2 separate regions of the Homo sapiens genome follow, and region 2 is linked to region 1. The links are chromatin loops, found by intact Hi-C in ENCODE. Cell type or tissue: GM12878. All regions are shown on one strand. Links, peaks and the distances in the headings refer to the core of each region. The heading gives the core; the rest is flanking DNA. Region 1 overlaps FAM81A (family with sequence similarity 81 member A). Region 2 overlaps MINDY2 (MINDY lysine 48 deubiquitinase 2).

Evidence for each region. A loop is a pair of places that touch in the nucleus more often than their neighbours do. Peaks named below come from ENCODE experiments on the same cell type or tissue, not always from the same donor. Only the 100,000 strongest peaks of a DNase experiment are listed, where the experiment ranks them.
Region 2: it touches region 1 in a loop (3-fold over the local background); 2 of 110 quality-filtered maps call a loop at or near these places.

Annotation. Positions count from the first base shown.
Region 1 is chr15:59,513,060-59,521,400 of GRCh38, forward strand. FAM81A (family with sequence similarity 81 member A) reads left to right here. Exons shown (of 9, transcript NM_152450.3): 7 at 1,230-1,365; 8 at 3,586-3,781; 9 at 8,195-8,341. The coding sequence ends at 8,319. Among named protein-coding and RNA genes, the nearest start is that of FAM81A, 79 kb to the left of the region's middle. RefSeq lists an enhancer at 2,200-2,269. In GM12878, for the core only: no CTCF peak of the experiment used is centred there; DNase peaks (open chromatin) are centred at 3,862 and 4,315; H3K4me3 peaks cover 796 bases; H3K27ac peaks cover 1,530 bases.
Region 2 is chr15:58,835,271-58,843,611 of GRCh38, forward strand. All of the region lies in intron 6 of MINDY2 (MINDY lysine 48 deubiquitinase 2), which reads left to right. Among named protein-coding and RNA genes, the nearest start is that of MINDY2, 68 kb to the left of the region's middle. In GM12878, for the core only: a CTCF peak has its summit at 4,422 (motif pointing right); a DNase peak (open chromatin) is centred at 7,641; H3K4me3 peaks cover 202 bases; H3K27ac peaks cover 1,810 bases.

The DNA of each region.
Region 1 (8,341 bases), core at 146-8,145:
GTCACATGTCTACATCACATACATTCTTCTGTATTTTATTACATATTATAATAAAAACTGGAAAGAAGTAATTAAGAGGGAGGTAGCAGGTATGGACAGTTATAAGGAATTTGGGAAGGGAGAGGAATGGAAGGATGGGAGGGTTTTATTTTTTTCTTTCAATTTTTCTTTTGATTTACATTAGGAAATATCCATAGAGGACAAGGGCAATTTGGGGAACGTTAGAGAGAAAGGGAGCCAGGTTCTAGTCCCAAGAGATAAAAGGGACTAGGAGGAAGAGCCTGGGGAAGAAGGGGACCCTAGAAGAGGAGATGAGAGACACTGTGTCCTCTGAGCCAGGAGTATCGTGGACCCTCGGAACTGCCGGGGTCTGTGGCTGGCCCAGCTCTGTGTCGCTGTGTCACCTCAGTGCCTGTGCCGCGTACTCCTCGTGGGTAGGAAGCACAATCAGATGGTTTATCTGTTGTATTCTCCCGCCTTACCAGCTTCCCATGTTAGTGCTAAGTGCAATTCTAAGAAAAGGAAAATATGTAATTCTGATTGAGCCTAGTTTAATGTTGGCATATATACCAGAAATATGATAGTTGGAAATTGATATTGTATGATGTCATTAAAAAAAATTGTTAGAACCAGAAATACCATTTGACCCAGCAATCCCATTACTGGGCATATACCCAAAGGAATATACATCATTCAGTTACAAAGATACATGCATACGTATGTTCACTGCAGCAGTGTTCACAATAGCAAAGATATGGAATCAACCGAAATGTCCATCAATGATAGACTAGATAAAGAAAATATGGTACTTATATAGCATGGAATACTGTGCAACCATAAAAAGGAATGAGATCATGCCCTTTGCAGGGACATGGATGGATCTGGAAGCCATTATCCTCAGCAAAGTAACACAGGAACAGAAAACCAAACACCACATGTTCTTACTTATAAGTGGGAGCTGAACAATGAGAACATGTGGACACAGGGAGGGGACCAACACATACTGGGGCTTGGGGGCATGGGGGGGGCAAGGGAGAGCATCAGGAAAAATAGCTAATAGATGCAGGGCTTAATACCTAGGTGATGGGTTGACAGATGCAGCAAACCACCATGGCACATGTTTACCTGTGTAACAAATCTGTATATCCTCAACATGTACCCTGGAACTTAAAATAAAAAAAATAAAAAATAAACTGTTTTACATCTAACTTGCAATTTTTTTTTTTTAGATTTAAAGGTACAGTTGAGGAACTCAGTAACCAGATATTATCTGCACGGAGTTGGTTGCAACAGGAACAAGAACGGATAGAAAAAGAGCTTTTACAGAAAATTGATCAGCTTTCCTTGATTGTTAAGGAAAACAGTGTAGGTATTGATGTTTAGCAAAAATTTAGTAAAGTTATTCAGTGGGGGCCTACACTGTTTGAATAATAATACCTAGTAATTTATCACTGATTTAGCTGTTCAATTGTTTCTTGCCTTAAAATCCATTTCCATAGTTCCATATTGATGCTTTGTATTCTTCATAAAGACATAGAACACTCTGACTTGTTTTGGTTAACAAAGACTAAGTAGAAAATTTCAGTACTTTCAGTTAAGATGAAGTTAAGCTAAAACCTTAATGATCCAAATTGTTCATCTTCGTTTCTACATAAAACTAAGAATCACCAACTTCATTCTTGTTTGTTTTAATTTCTTGATCTGGGTTTGCTTTTTTGCCTGGTGTTGAATAGATTTCTGTCTCCAGATCACACCATTCTACTGTAGCTACATGTGAGATACCACAGTGCAACATGTAAACAGAATCCACCATTTTTTTCCCCATTTTCCTTCTCCTTCATCCCAGTCTCTCACAGAGCTAAGGTTTGTAGAACTGCTCAAAAACGATATCAAGAAAGTCTTGTGCCGGGCACTGTGGCTCACTCCTGTAATCCCAGCACTTTGGGAGGCTGAGGCGGGAGGATCGCTTGAGCCCAGGAGTTCGAGACCAGCCTGGGAAACATGGTGAAACCCCATCTCTACAAAAAACACAAAAATTAGCTGAGCATGGTGACACACGCTTGTAGTCCCAGCTACTCAGGAGGCTGAGCCTGAATCCACCTTGAGCCCAGGAAGGTCAAAACTGCAGTGAGGTATGACTGCACGCTGCACTCCAGCCTGGGCGACAGAGTGAGACTCTATCTCAAAAAAAGAAAAAAAAGTCTTGCATATGTAGTATTCAAAATTGTTATGCTCCCAAACCAGTACCTGGCAAGCAAAGTTTCATTGGTTTTCATTGTTTAGCATGACATCTCTGTCTCCCTTCCCTTTTCTTGTACTGTTTCCTCTTGTTGGATATTGATGATTGAGCTGAAATGACTGGTGCAGTACATCTCTGACTCTGCTCTCTCCAGATGTGGAGCTGTTGAATTGCAGACTCTGCATTGAGCACCATCAAGAGAGGAGTATCATGCCATAACCCACTTACAGCTTGGAGTTTGCAGTCTTGGCCTCCAAGCTCACTGGCAGACACAGATTCCCATAAAAACCAAGCATGTGGAAAGGCAAAAGGAAAGGAAAGACTTAATTTTCATATATGATTTTATATATATTTAAAATATTAAATATGTTCTTTTAAGTATTTCCCCATATTTCCATCACATCTACTAATTGGCTTACTTGGATTTATACTAATACATTTGTACTAATAATTCTTGGTCTTTGGATCACTGTTTATATATGGATTGGTTTAATAGCTAACAGTAAACCCCAGGATAATAGTGGCTTTCATGAAATAGAAACTTATTTTTTATTTCGCATAATGGAAGTCTGGGTATAGGTAATGCAGGACTGGTATGATAGCTTCTCAGTCCTCAGTGACCCAGGATCCTTCCAGTTTAACTTTTTGCCAACCCTAGAGTGATCCATATCTTCATAATTCAATATAGCTGCTAGAGCTCCAGCCATTCTGGCTGAATTCCAGAAAGGGAAGGACGAAGGAAGAAGTAAGGAGATACATCAGCTGTCTTTTAACTTTTCCTGGAAGCTGCCATATACACTTGTACTTACATCTCATTGAATGTAGTGGTTTTTTTTTTTTTTTTTTGAGACAGAGTCTCACTCTGTTACCCAGGCTGGAGTGGAATGGCGAGATCTTGGCTCACTGCAACCTCGCCTCCCCTGTTCAAGTGATTCTCCTGCCTCAGCCTCCTATGTAGCTGGGATTACAGGCACCCACCACCATCCATCCCTGGCTAATTTTTGTATTTTTAATAAAGACAGGGTTTCACCATGTTGGCCAGGCTTGTCTCGAACTCCTGACCTCAAGTGATCTGCCTGCCTCGGCCTCCCAAAGTGCTGGAATTACAGGCGTGAGCCACCGCACCCAGCCTGAAAATGTAGTCTTTGTTTTGAATGACCTTGTACCCAGCCGAAAATCATGGATCTGTTAAGGAAGAAAGGGAGAACGGATATTATGGTGGGCAACAAGCAGCTGTTGCAAATCTGTTTCTTGCAGATTGTTGTTAAACGATATTATGGCTGATGTGAATGCAATGCAGATTTCTTTTTGGAGTGATTAAGTGCAGTTCTTATCATGGATCTCAGGGAGCCAGTGAAAGGGATATGGAGAAGAAGCTCAGCCAGATGTCAGCCAGGCTTGACAAAATAGAAGAGGGTCAAAAGAAGACTTTTGATGGTCAGAGAACAAGGCAAGAAGAGGAGAAGATGCACGGGCGAATCACCAAGCTGGAGTTACAGATGAACCAGAACATCAAGGAAATGAAAGCAGAAGTTAATGCTGGTAGGCCAAAACCAGAACAGCTCACGTGCTTTATTTTCTGTTTGTTCTAAAACCTATTAATTAGTATCCCCTGCAACTACCTATGAACCTGGCTAATGGTAATAACCGTGAAATATCCTTAGTTGATTTTCTGAGTAGCTGTGCTGTATTTTCTAAGTAGCTACAATGCTGTTTGAATTTCAGCTATATAAAGAGCCACCGTGAGAGACAGGCAAACAGAACTGAAATTGCTTAGCCTGCAACTGAGGTACATTTTCTTCAGCACCATCGGCCAATTCTTTTCTGTTCATAGCCAAGGTTAACATGTCTCAGAAGGAAGCACATATCTTTGAGGGGGTTTTGAGGGCTTATTTTATAGTGCTAGCAGTACAGTACCACCCTGGCAAAGAATGATTTTCCTCTACTGGCAGGTCAGCAGGGCGCATTAATTCACACTTGCTTAGAGGAGAACATTAGCACTGATTTCAAGTTCTGAGTGCTGTCATATATGGGAGGGATTAGATTTACGCTCTGAACTCAGGAATACAGAACTGTGACCACTAAGTGGAAGGTACCCGAAGACAGATTTTAACTCAATATGAGGCAGAAGTACCTTGAAGTTAATGAGTCCTAAAAGACTGATGGCTTTCGGAGCTTGAGAGCTCTTTGTTACAGAAAATATTCAAGTAGAGGCTGGTTGATTGTGGTCAGGAAGAAGACGTTCCTGTAGTGTGAGAAGTGGAACTAAATTCTCTCCTAGCTTCTTCCAGTTGTATGATTCCATGAATTTTCTTCTATGAAATTGTTCTGTTTTGGCCACATGGAAATAAAAGTGCTAGTTATCCCTAGAATAATTTTGTTATTACCACCAAATGTTTATTATTTTATTTATAGGAGCTACAATTAAATATATGAATTGGAGAACTTGTAAAGATAAAAATGAATTTTCTTTCTTAGTCTTTGGACTATTAAAATATGGTATTTGAATATTTCATCAATGTTTAACCTCGCATCATTCCCTGAAGGAATGTATTGTTATTTAACATACCATTGAGGATGTTAATATTTAGCACCTAATATGAAAAGCATCTGAGCCTTTTAAAAAATAAAGCCATTTTCTTTATTACAAAGACAATATATTTCTTCTTTCTTCCTTTTTTTTTTTTGTTTTGGAGACAGAATCTTGCTCTGTTGCCAGCCTGGAGTGCAGTGGCGTGATCTTGGCTCACTGCAACCTCTGCCTTCAGGGTACAAGCGATTCTCCTGCCTCAGCCTCCTGAGTAGCTGGGATTACAGGCGCCTGACATCACGGCCGGCTAATTTTTTTTTTTTTTTTTTAATAGAAACAAGGTTTCACCATGTTGGCCAGGCTAGTCTTGAACCCCCAACCTCAAATGATCCTCCCGCCTCGGCCTGCTGAAGTGCTGGGATTACAGGCAAGAGCCACCAGGCCTAGCCTCATGATGCCTTTTTACCCCTTTATTATTTCCATTTTTTTGGAAATTAAAAAAAATGACAGAATGAGACAGAGGCTCACTCTGTTGCCTAGGCCGGGGTGAAGTGGTGTGATCGTAGCTCACTACAGCCTCCTGGGCTCAGGTGAGCCCCCTGCCTCGACCTCCTGAGCAGCTAGGACTATGGGCATGTGCCACCATGCCCAGCTCATTTTTTTATTTAAAAAATTTTTTTAGAGATGGGTCCTCAGTATGTTGCCCAGACTGGTCTGGAACTCCTGGCCTCAAGCAGTCCTCTTGCCTTGACCTGCCAAAGCTCTGGAATTACAGGTGTGAGCCGCTGCCTGGTTGCCCTTTTATTATTTCAGTGTATATATCCTAAGAACAAGGATATTCTCTTATAAATAACTTTAATACAATGTATCATCAATGAAATATTTTTTAATATTCAATTTTCAACGTGCCATTATTTCCTTTATAGCAACCCTTTTCCAGTCTAGTGTCTTTTTTTTTCTAATTACATGTTTTTTAAATAAAAAAAATTGTTGTGTATATTTAAGGTATACAACAAGATGTTTATATTTTGATATATATATACATAGTGAAATAGTTACTGTATTCAAGCAGGTTAACATATGTATCATCTCACAGGTATTTGTGTGTGTGTGTCTGTGTGTGTGTGTGTGTGTGTGTGTGTGTGTGTGGCAAGAACACCTGAAAATGTACTCTTTTAGCAAAAATCCCAAATACAATACAATATTATTGACTGCAGTCCTCATGCTATACATTAGACATCTGGTCTTGTTCATTCTCCATATCAGCAATTTGTATCTTTTGACCTGCATCTCCCCATTTCCTCCTCTTCCGCCCCACCTTTGGCAACCACCATTTTATTCTCTATGTTTTTGACTTTCTTTCTTTTCTTTTTTTTTTTAGACAGAGTCTTGCTCTGTCGCCCAGGCTGGAGTGCAGTGGTGCAGTCTCGGCTGACTGCGACCTATTCTTCGCAAGTTCAAGTGATTCTCATACCTCAGCCCCGCGGGTAGCTGGGATTGTAGATGTGCACCACCAGGCCCAGCTAATTTTTGTATTTTTAGTAGAGATGGAGTTTCATGGTGTTGGCCAGGCTGGTCTCAAACTACTGACCTCAAGTAATCCACCCGCCTCGGCCTGCCTTCCTCCCTCCCTCCCTCCCTCCTTTCCTTCCTTCCTTCCTTCCTCCCTCCTTCTCTCTTTCTCTCTTTCTTTCCTTTCTTTCTCTTTCTTTTCTTTCTTCCTTTCTTTCCTTTCCCTTCCCTTCCCTTCCCTTCCTTTCCCTTCCCCTCCCCTCCCCTTCCCTTCTTCCTTCCTTTTCTTTTTTTAGATTCCACATATGAGATCGTGCAGTATTTTTCTTTCTGTATCTGTCTTATTTCACTTAGCATAATGTCCTCCATTTTTATCCATTTGTGACAAATGGCAGGCTCTCCTTTTTTGTAAAGCTGAATAATATTCATCATTTGTATATATACACAATTTCTTTATTCACTAATTTTTTGATGGACACACTTCAGTTGTTTCCATATCTTGGCTATTGTAAATAATGGTGCAGTGAACAGGGGAGTGCAGATATCTTTATGAGGCAGTAATTTAATTTCTTTTGGGAATATACCCAGTAGTGAGATTGCTGGGTCGTATGGTAGTTCTATTTTAAATTTCTTTAGTAACCTCTATACCAAGCTTGTCCAACCCACATCCCGCAGGCCACATGCGACCCAGGATGGCTTTGAATGCAGCCTAACCCAAATTCGTAAACTTTCTTAAAACATTATGAGATTTTTTTGTGATTTTTTTTTTTAAATCACTCATCAGCTATCATTAGTGTTAGTGTATTTGTATTGCCCAAGACAATTCTTTCAGTGTGGCCCAAGGAAGCTGAAAGTTTGGATACCCCTGCCCTATACTGTTTTCCACTATGGCTGCCCCATCCTGCATTCCCACCAACAGTGTACAAGTGTTCCCCTTTCTTCACACCCTCGCTAATGCTTGTACTCGTTTGTCTTTTTGATAATAGCCATCCTAACAGGTGTGAGGTGATAACTCATTGTGGTTTTAATTTGTATTTTTCCTATAATTAGTGATGTTGGCCCTTCAGGTTCTAATCCAGAATTACACATCGTATTTAGTTGTCATGTTTCTTTATTTAGTCTCTATTAATCTGGATCAGTTTCTCAGTGATGTTGACCTTTTTAAAGAATACCAGCCAGCCAGCATTTTGTAGACTATCCCTAGTTTAGATTTGTTTGCTTCATTTTTTTTTTTTTTTTTTTGAGACGAGTCTTGCTCTGTCGCCGAGGCTGGAGTGCAGTAGCACAATCTCAGCTCACTGCAACGTCCGCTTCCTGGGTTCAAGCAATTCTCCCTGCCTCAGCCTCCCGAGTAGCTGGGACTACAGGTGTGCGCCACCATACCCAGCTAATTTTTGTATTTTTAGTAGAGACAGGGTTTCGCCGTGTTGGCCAGGCTGGCTCGAACTCCTGACCTCAGGTGATCCATCCGCCTTGGCCTCCCAAAGTGCTGGGATTACTGGCATGAGCCACCGTACCAGGCCTGTTTGCTTCATCTTGATATAATTTAGGTTGTGTATTTTGGTATTCTTTAAAAATGTCAAGAAGTGATGTTGTGCCCTGCTCAGGGTATCTTTTCAGAAGTTACGTGATGTTGTTTCTCCCAGTATGGGTGACGTGAGATTTGATCACTTGGTTAAAGGGGTATATGACAGTCTTCTCCATTGTAATAGTTCCTTTTTCCTTTTTGTAATTAAAAAGTAATCTCTAGGGAGAAACTAGAAACTCACCTGTTCCCCATCATACTTTCATCCCAGAGGTTTTAGCATCTATTAATAATTTTTGCCTGAATCAACCATTACTAGATACTATAGAATTTGATACAGCATTTTAAAAAAATTGTTAACTGTTGTGAAATTTACCTCTCCTTCAAGGGTTTACAGCCGTCTATGAAAGCATAGGATCCCTCAGGCAAGTTCTCGAGGCCAAGATGAAGCTGGACAGGGACCAGCTACAGAAGCAAATCCAGCTGATGCAGAAGCCAGAGACCCCCATGTGAAGGGAGCTGGGACAAGGTCCTA
Region 2 (8,341 bases), core at 60-8,059, 680 kb before region 1:
TTATCAGGATTTATAAGTTAGTTGCTTTTATTGGGACTTATAACTTAGGGATTGTCAGGAAAGATTTATTTAAGAAGGTCACATTTAAAATGATACCTGAGGCTGGGTGCGGTGTCTCACGCCTGTAATCCCAGCACTTTAGGAGGCCGAGGCGGGTGAATCACTTGAGGTCAGGAGTTTGAGACCAGCCTGGCCAACATGGTGAAACCCCGTCTTTACTAAAAATACAAAAATTAGCTGGGCATGGTGGTGGGTGCCTGTAATTCCAGCTACTTGGGAGGCTGAGGCAGGAGAATCGCCAGAACCTGGGAGGTGGAGGTTGCAGTGAACTGAGAATGTGCCATTGCACTCCAGCCTAAGCGACAAGAGCGAAACTCTGTCTCAGTAATTAATTAATTCATTAAATAAAAATAAAATGATACCTAAAAAGTGAATCTTCTAGTTTAATCAGTTGGCCAAAAAAGAGTTAACTTAGCAGATAGAACATGTATGCAAAGGCCCTGAGGAAGGAAACAGCTTGACTCCTGAGGAATTAAAAGAAAGTCAGTGTCCCTGAAACATAGCAAGTAAAAGGAATGAAGAAAGGCCAAATAGATAGCCAGGCACTAGATCTTGTAAAGTCTTGGGTTTTTTGTTTTGTTTTGTTTTGTTTTGTTTTTGAGATGGGGTCTTGCTGTCACCCAGGCTGGAGTGCAATGGCACAATCTCGGCTCGCTGCAAGCTCCGCCTCCCGGGTTCATGCCATTCTCCTGCCTCAGCCTCCAGAGTAGCTGGGACTACAGGCGCCCGCCACCACACCCAGCTAATTTTTTTGTATTTTTAGTAGAGACAGGGTTTCGCTGTGTTAGCCAGGATGGTCTCAATCTCCTGATCTCGTGATCTGCCTGCCTCGGCCTCCCAAAGTGCTGGGATTACAGGCGTGAGCGACCGCACCCGGCCTATTGCATCTCAAAATTAACTATAATTCTTTTTTTTTTTTTTTGAGACAGGGTGGGGTCTCACTCCATCACCCAGGATGGAGTGCAGTGGCTACTATCATTCTCAGTATCTAATAATCTAGTCCATATTCAAATTTGCCACTTGTCCCCAGAATAGTTCTATGGATGGTTTGTTCAAACCAGGATCTAATCAAAGACCATGCATTGCATTTGATAGAGTAACTCCATTTTGATATGATCCAAATCTTGTGTTCTTCAGGGATCCTATGGGCATTTGGATGATTATTTATGCCCCATTACAATTCTTGGTTCTATTTCCTATATTCCTATTGTACCAGCTTTCCAATCCTGAGTCTTTAGATAAGACACTGCTTTACTTCTGACAGAGTACCCAGTGAGTGCTTTTTTTATTTTTTATTTTTTTCCCTGAAACAGGGTCTTGCTCTGTCACCCAGGCTTGAGTGCGCTGCTGCAATCTCAGATCACTGCAACCTCTGCCTCCTGGGTTCAAGCGATCCTCATGGCTCAGCCTCCCAAGCAACTGGGACTACAGGTGTACACGATCACACCTGGCCAATTTAAAATTTTTTTTTTAGAGACAGGATATCCCTGTGTTGCCCAAATTGGTCTTGAGCTCCTGGGCTCAAGCAGTCTGCCCAACTCAACCTCCCAGAGTGTTGGGATTACAGGTGTGAACCACTACACCCAGACATGAGTGCATTCTTTATAAGGGTCAAAAGCACGTCTTCTTCACTGACCCAGTGACAGATTACCTGATTTACAACAGAATCTATAACACTTTGGCTGTTGGTGTAGAATAGAACCCCTAAAGGAATACTTTTAAAATACTAAATGAATGCTAAATAAAATTTAGGGAAGGGGTTCTTCCAGCATGGTGTCCATTTGCTTAATAAGGGAATAAGGCAGAGAGAGGATTGTGCCTTTGTTCTATTAAGGCTGTTCATCATTAAGATTATTATTCTCTCCTACTAATTCCTGAGTTGTTTGTAGCACTTTATAAACTTGAGCCCCAGAGAATGTGTGATTTAATAAGGACACAAATAATAATTTTTAAAAATAGAGGCTGGGCATGGTGGCTCATGTGTGTAATCCTAGCACTTTGGGAGGCCAAGGCTGGACAGTCGCTTGAGGCCCAGAGTTCAAAGCCAGCCTGGACAACATAGGAAGACCCCATCTCAACAAATAATTTTGAAAGTTAGCCAGTGTGGTGGTACGCACCTATAGTCCCAGTTACTAGGGTGGCTGAGGTGGGAGGATCACTTGAGCCCTGAGCCCAGGAGGGTGAGGCTACAGTGAGCCATGATGGCACCAAAAAAAAAAAAAAAGGAAACCTTTTTTAAACAAACTATGGCTATTTTTAAATCTACATTACATCTTCCATATCTTCCTACTGCCTTCTAGCATTTCACTTTTGAGAAACCCTGATTTTGAGGGACATCTTATGCATTCATATTTAATGACCAGCCAGGCTTACACATGTAATTGCAGTACTTTGAGAGGCAGAGGTGGGAAGATCACTTGAGCCCAGTAGTTAGAGACCAGCATGGACAATGAAGTAAGACCTTGTCTGTACAAAAAACTTTAAAAAAATTAGCCAGGCATGGTGGTGTGTGCCCATAGTCCCAGCTCTTTGGGAGGCTGAGATGGGAGGATAATTTGAGTCCAGGAGATCGAAGCTACAGTTAACTGTGATCATGCCACTGCACTCCAACCTGGATGACAGAGTAAGACCTTCTTTCAAAAAAAAAAAAAAAAAAAAAAGGAAAAATTATATTTAATCGTCACAGTGTTTTCCATCTTTCTACTCCTGTGAACTCTTTCTCTTTGGAACATCTATCGCATAAATACATTTCATCCCACAGAATTCAAGATATACTTTCAGGCCAGGTGTGGTGTGGTGGTTCACGCCTGTAATCCCAGCACTTTAGGAGGCCAAGGCAGGTGGATCACTTAAGGTCAGGAGTTCGAGACCAGCCTGGCCAACATGGTGAAACCCCATCTCTACTAAAAATACAAAAACTAGCTGGGCATGGTGGTGTGTGCCCGTAATGCCAGCTACTCAGAAGGCTGAGACAGGAGAATCGCTTGAATCCAGGAGGCGGAGGTTGTAGTGAGCCAAGATCATGCCACTGCACTCCAGCCTGGGTGACAGAGCGAGACTCCATCTCAAAAAAAACAAAAAAGATATACTTTCAGCAAACAAAATTTAACATCTAGATAGAATACTTTTCCACTTCAGTGGTGTTTACAACTAGGGGCTTATAATAATAAATTGCCAGTCTGTAATAAACAGGCAATCAGACATAAATATCTATACTTCTATTATTTTGTTAGTGGGGCTACTTTTTAGGGATTTTTTTTTTTTTTTTTTTTTTGAGATGGAGTCTCACTCTGTTGCCCAGACTGGAGTGCGGTGGCACAATCTCAGCTCACCACAACCTCCACCTCTCAGGTTCAAGCGATTGTCCTGCCTCAGCCTCCCAAGTAGTTGGGATTACAGGCGGGTACCACCACTCCTGGCTTATTTTTTTTAGTAGAGATTGGTTGCACCATGTTGTCCAGACTGGTCTCAAATCCCTGACATCAAGTGATCTGCCCACCTTGACCTCCCAAAGAACTGAGATTACAGGTGTGAGCCACTGAGCCCGGCCTAATTTTTATTACGACTTTTCAGAGGATCTTTATGCTTCTAAGTATTCATGATTATATTATATCATTATCATCTCAAGACCTAGGCCAACAGGGGAAAGTCCATGATGGCAGGACAAAAATGATTACCTAGGAAGGGTCACCTCCAGTTTCTTTACTGGTTGTACCAATTTCTATAGGAATTTACTAAACCCTATATATGAAAAGTTTTTTTAAATATTTATTTATTTATTTAATTTTTTTTTGAGTGTGCGTTAAAATCTTTTGTCATCCAGAGTCTTTTGGAATTCTAGAGATGTTTGAGCTGTGGGCTTTGACAAGAGGGGAAGGGAGGTATATATGCTTTCTAGTTATTAATGGTATTGTTTACATCTCTATTCTAACTCCCATCTCTAGATATTGTATAGAAGCAGGAGCAAATTCTCTGTTAAGTTAGACTGTTTTTTTGTTTGTTTGTTTGTTTGTTTTTTTGAGATGAAGTCTCATTCTGTTGTCCAGGCTGGAGTGCAGTGGCACAATCTTGGCTCACTGCAACCTCCACCTCCCCGGTTCAAGTGATTCTCCTGCCTCAGCCCCCGGAGTAGCTGGGATTACAGGTGCCTGCCACCACATCCAGCTAATTTTTGTATTTTTCGTAGGAATGTGGTTTCACCATGTTGGCCAGGCTGGTCTCAAACTGTTGACCTCAGATGATCCACCCACCTTGGCCTCCCAAAGTGCTGAGATTACAGGTTTGAGCCATTGCACCCAGCCTAGGGTTAGGCTTTTTGGTGATCCTCTATACACCAAAGTGGTGTTTAAAGGACCACTAGGTGGTGTTTCAGTACAGCAAACCATTGAAAAGTATATAGCTGTTTCTAAAACCTGCACCTGGACAAAGTATTCTCTGTTTATTAACTTCATGATTTCATCTTTATCTATTTATTTATTTTTACCACAGCTGATTTTATCTTTTTTTTTTTTTTTCTTTTTGGGACAGAGTCTCACTCTGTCACCCAGGCTGGAGTGCAGTGGAGCAATCTCAGCTCACTGCAACCTCCACCTCCCAGGTTCAAGCAATTCTCGTGCCTCAGCCTCCCAGGTAGCTGGGATTATGGGTGTGTGCCACCACGCTCAGCTAATTTTTTGTATTTTTAGTAGAGACGGGGTTTTGTCATATTGCCCAGCCTAGTCTCGAACTCCTGACCTCAGGCAGTCTGCCCGCCTCTGCCTCCCAAAGTGCTAGGATTACAGGCGTGAGCCACGCGTTTGGCCTCGATTTTATCTTTACATACTTTTTTAAGCCTTCTGCCATCATGAGGTCACAATGGATGTGTAATCAAACTGATCCATTTTTTGTGAATAATATCTACCACACTTCCGAACGAATATAGTACAAACAATGATTTTTATTGCACAGGACATTTTCCCTGACCACAGATATTAATTGACTTCCTGTTGTTGGAAAGTCCTCTTATCATTCCTAGTTTTGTGGTTTACTGTTGCTAAATTCTGGAAAAATACCTCTGTGTTTCTTTCATTATTAGCAAACTAAAATCCATCTCTGTTAGTTATTACTTGTAATAACATCCTCCATGAACCCTTCATTAAACTTTTTATTCCTCATCTATCTATTGGCAACAAATAGGAATAGCCCTAATTTCTGCTATCATTTATATCACTTCTTTCCTTGTACATCCACCTGGTCTTCTACAATTAAACTGGGCGGATCCTCTTTGTGAAATACACATTGACCTCACTATTTATTTACTTATTATTATTATTATTATTATTATTATTATTATTATTATTATTTTGAGATGGAGTCTTTCTCTGTCACCCAGGCTGGAGTGCAGTGGTGTGATCTCGGCTCAGTGCAAGCTCCGCCTCCCAGGTTCATGCCATTCTCCTGCCTCAGCCTCCCGAGTAGCTGGGACTACAGGCCCCCGCCACCATGCCCAGCTAATTTTTTTTTTTTTTTTTTGTATTTTTAGTAGAGATGGGTTTTCACCGTGTTAGCCAGGATGGTCTCGATCTCCTGACCTCGTGATCTGCCTGACTCGGCCTCCCAAAGTGCTGGAATTACAGGTGTAAGCCACTGCGCCTGGCCAATTTTTTTTTTTTTTTAATTTTTTTTGGTGTGTGAGACACTTTCATTCTGTCACCCAGGCTAGAGTGCAGTGGCATGATCTTGGCTCACTGCAACCTCTGCCTCCCGGGTTCAAGAGATTCTCATGCCTCAGACTCCTGAGTAGCTGGGATTATAGGCGCGCACCACCATGTCCAGCTAATTTTTTGTATTTTTAGTAGAGACAGAGTTTCACCATGTTGACCAGGCTGGTGTTGAACTCCTGACCTCAAGTGATCCACCCACCTCAGCCTCCCAAAGTGCTGGGATTACAGGCATGAGCCACTGCACTGAGCCAACTTCATGATTTTCTTATAAATAATTTCAATTTTGGGGGCCAGATACAGTGGCTTACGGCTATAATCCCAACACTTTGGAAGGTTTATGATTCTATGAAGATAATACGCTTTTCCTTTCTTTTCTTTTTTTTTTTTTTTGAGACAGAGTTTCACTCTTGTTGCCCTTCCTGGAGTGCAATGGTGTGATCTTGGCTCATTGCAACCTCTGCCTCCCAGGTTCAAGCAATTTTCCTGCCTTAGCCCCCCAAGTAGCTGGGATTACAGGTGCATACCACCATGCTTGGCTAATTTTGTACTTTTAGTAGAGACACAGTTTCACCATGTTCGTCAGGCTGGTCTCGAACTCCTGACCTCAGGTGATCCACCTGCCTCGGCCTCCCAGAGTGCTGGGATTACAGGCGTGAGCCACCGCGCCCGGCTGATCTGTGCTTTTCAACAGCATAACTAGATTGATTTCTGTGAGCAGAGTGAGGAGACCATAAGAGAGCAAATGCTTTCCTGTGGGTCACTATAGATAGTGAGATGACTATTTATCCATGCAGGAAATTTGAAAGTGTAAAGATGGGTTGTAAATAAACCATTTCTGTCCTAGAAACAGACTCATTTAAGTCAGTTTTGCTTCTCATATTATACATATGATCATGACTGTTGGATTCCTATCCTTACCTAATTCTATATCCTAGATCTAGTTGTTGCATTTCATTTTTATGGCCCTCCTTCACCACCCTCTGATAACTTCTGCTTGCTCTTAACTAAGATTACATAGCCCCTGTCTAGATCACATAGCTTCTAGATCTTTGGTTCATATAATGATATCTGCATAGCTCTTTTCCTATTATGACTTCTTGATTGTCCTTTTACCATAGCAACCTTTATATTCATGTCATAACTGTTTCCCCTATCTCTTGGTTTTAAATTACTGACATCTCTGAAGTATATTCAGTCCCAACGTTTTTGAGGTTGGTTGTTTTGTTGTTGTTATTTCTTTTTTACCATAAACTCAGTCAGATGGTATGAGGTTGGTTCTGTTTGCTTTTTTACTCTATGTTTAGGGATTAGAAGTGAAAAGTAGTTTAGAAGGAGGTACAGTTCTGGATAAATACTAAAACCATGTTAAAGAAATAAATTTGTTTATTCTATTTCCTCTTTGACTAAGGCCATAGTGGAAATTTTTTTCACAGAATGCTACATTTAAGTAACAATCCATTAAGTTTAGCTATTTTTAAAGCTGGTTGATATATCAAAAATTGTCACTTTTTAAATTAAAAGGGGAGGGGGCAGAATTTGGAAACTGGAATAAGGAAAGTGATGATTCCATAGTACAAGCAGAGAGATTCATCTTTTTCTCTTAAATAGGAGATAGAAGCAGATAGACACAGAAATTGAGATCGATTTAGATGATACTCATGAATATAATATCTTCTGTTTATGAAGCAGTTAGAGGCTTTGTACTATATTAAGCATTTTATATGGATTATCTCATTTAATCTTCACAACTCCTCTGTGAGGAGTGGATATTATTATTCTCACTTAATGGCTGAGGGAACATGTAAAGACCCTAAGTAACTTGCCCAAGACCATTTAGCTTATCAGCATTTCCAGTGTGACTTTCAAGTCCACTTTCAACTTGACTTTCAAGTCAACAACTATGCTTCACTGCCTCTCTGGGTGGATAAGAAAGTGCTTTTTTGGATAAGACTACATTTGTTAAGTAGGAGTAGTAATTTCATTTTTGATACTTAAAATACTTTAGAAACTCTCTTAGAAATGTATAAATTTTCAAATTATAAAGTACCTTAGAAACTTCAAAATTTCTAAGAAGAAAAAACTAAAGTCTAGAGATGTTAAGTAATTTGTGTTTAGGTGTGTTGGTGTTTTGTTTTGAGACAGAGTCTCGCTCTGTCGCCCAAGCTGGAGTACAGTGGCACAATCTTGGCTCACTGGATCCTCTATCTCTTGGGTTCAAGCGATTCTTCTGCCTCAGCCTCCTGAGTAGCTGAGACTACAGGCATGTACCACTACACCTGGCTAACTTTTTGTATTTTTAGTAGAGACGGGGTTTCACCATATTGGCCAGGCAGGTCTGAAACTCCTGACCTCAAGTGATATGTCCACCTCAGCCTCCCAAAGTGCTAGGATTACAGGCGTGAGCCACCACACCCGACCTAGAGATGTTAAGTAATTTGAATCCGAGCTAGTTAACCAAAAATATTTAGCCAGTGCTTTCCTCCATATTGGATCACAAAAGAACACGGAATGAAAACCTATTCTGTCCAGAAATACCCTCGTAAATTAATTCTACATGGAGTAGTTACTTGTATTAACAA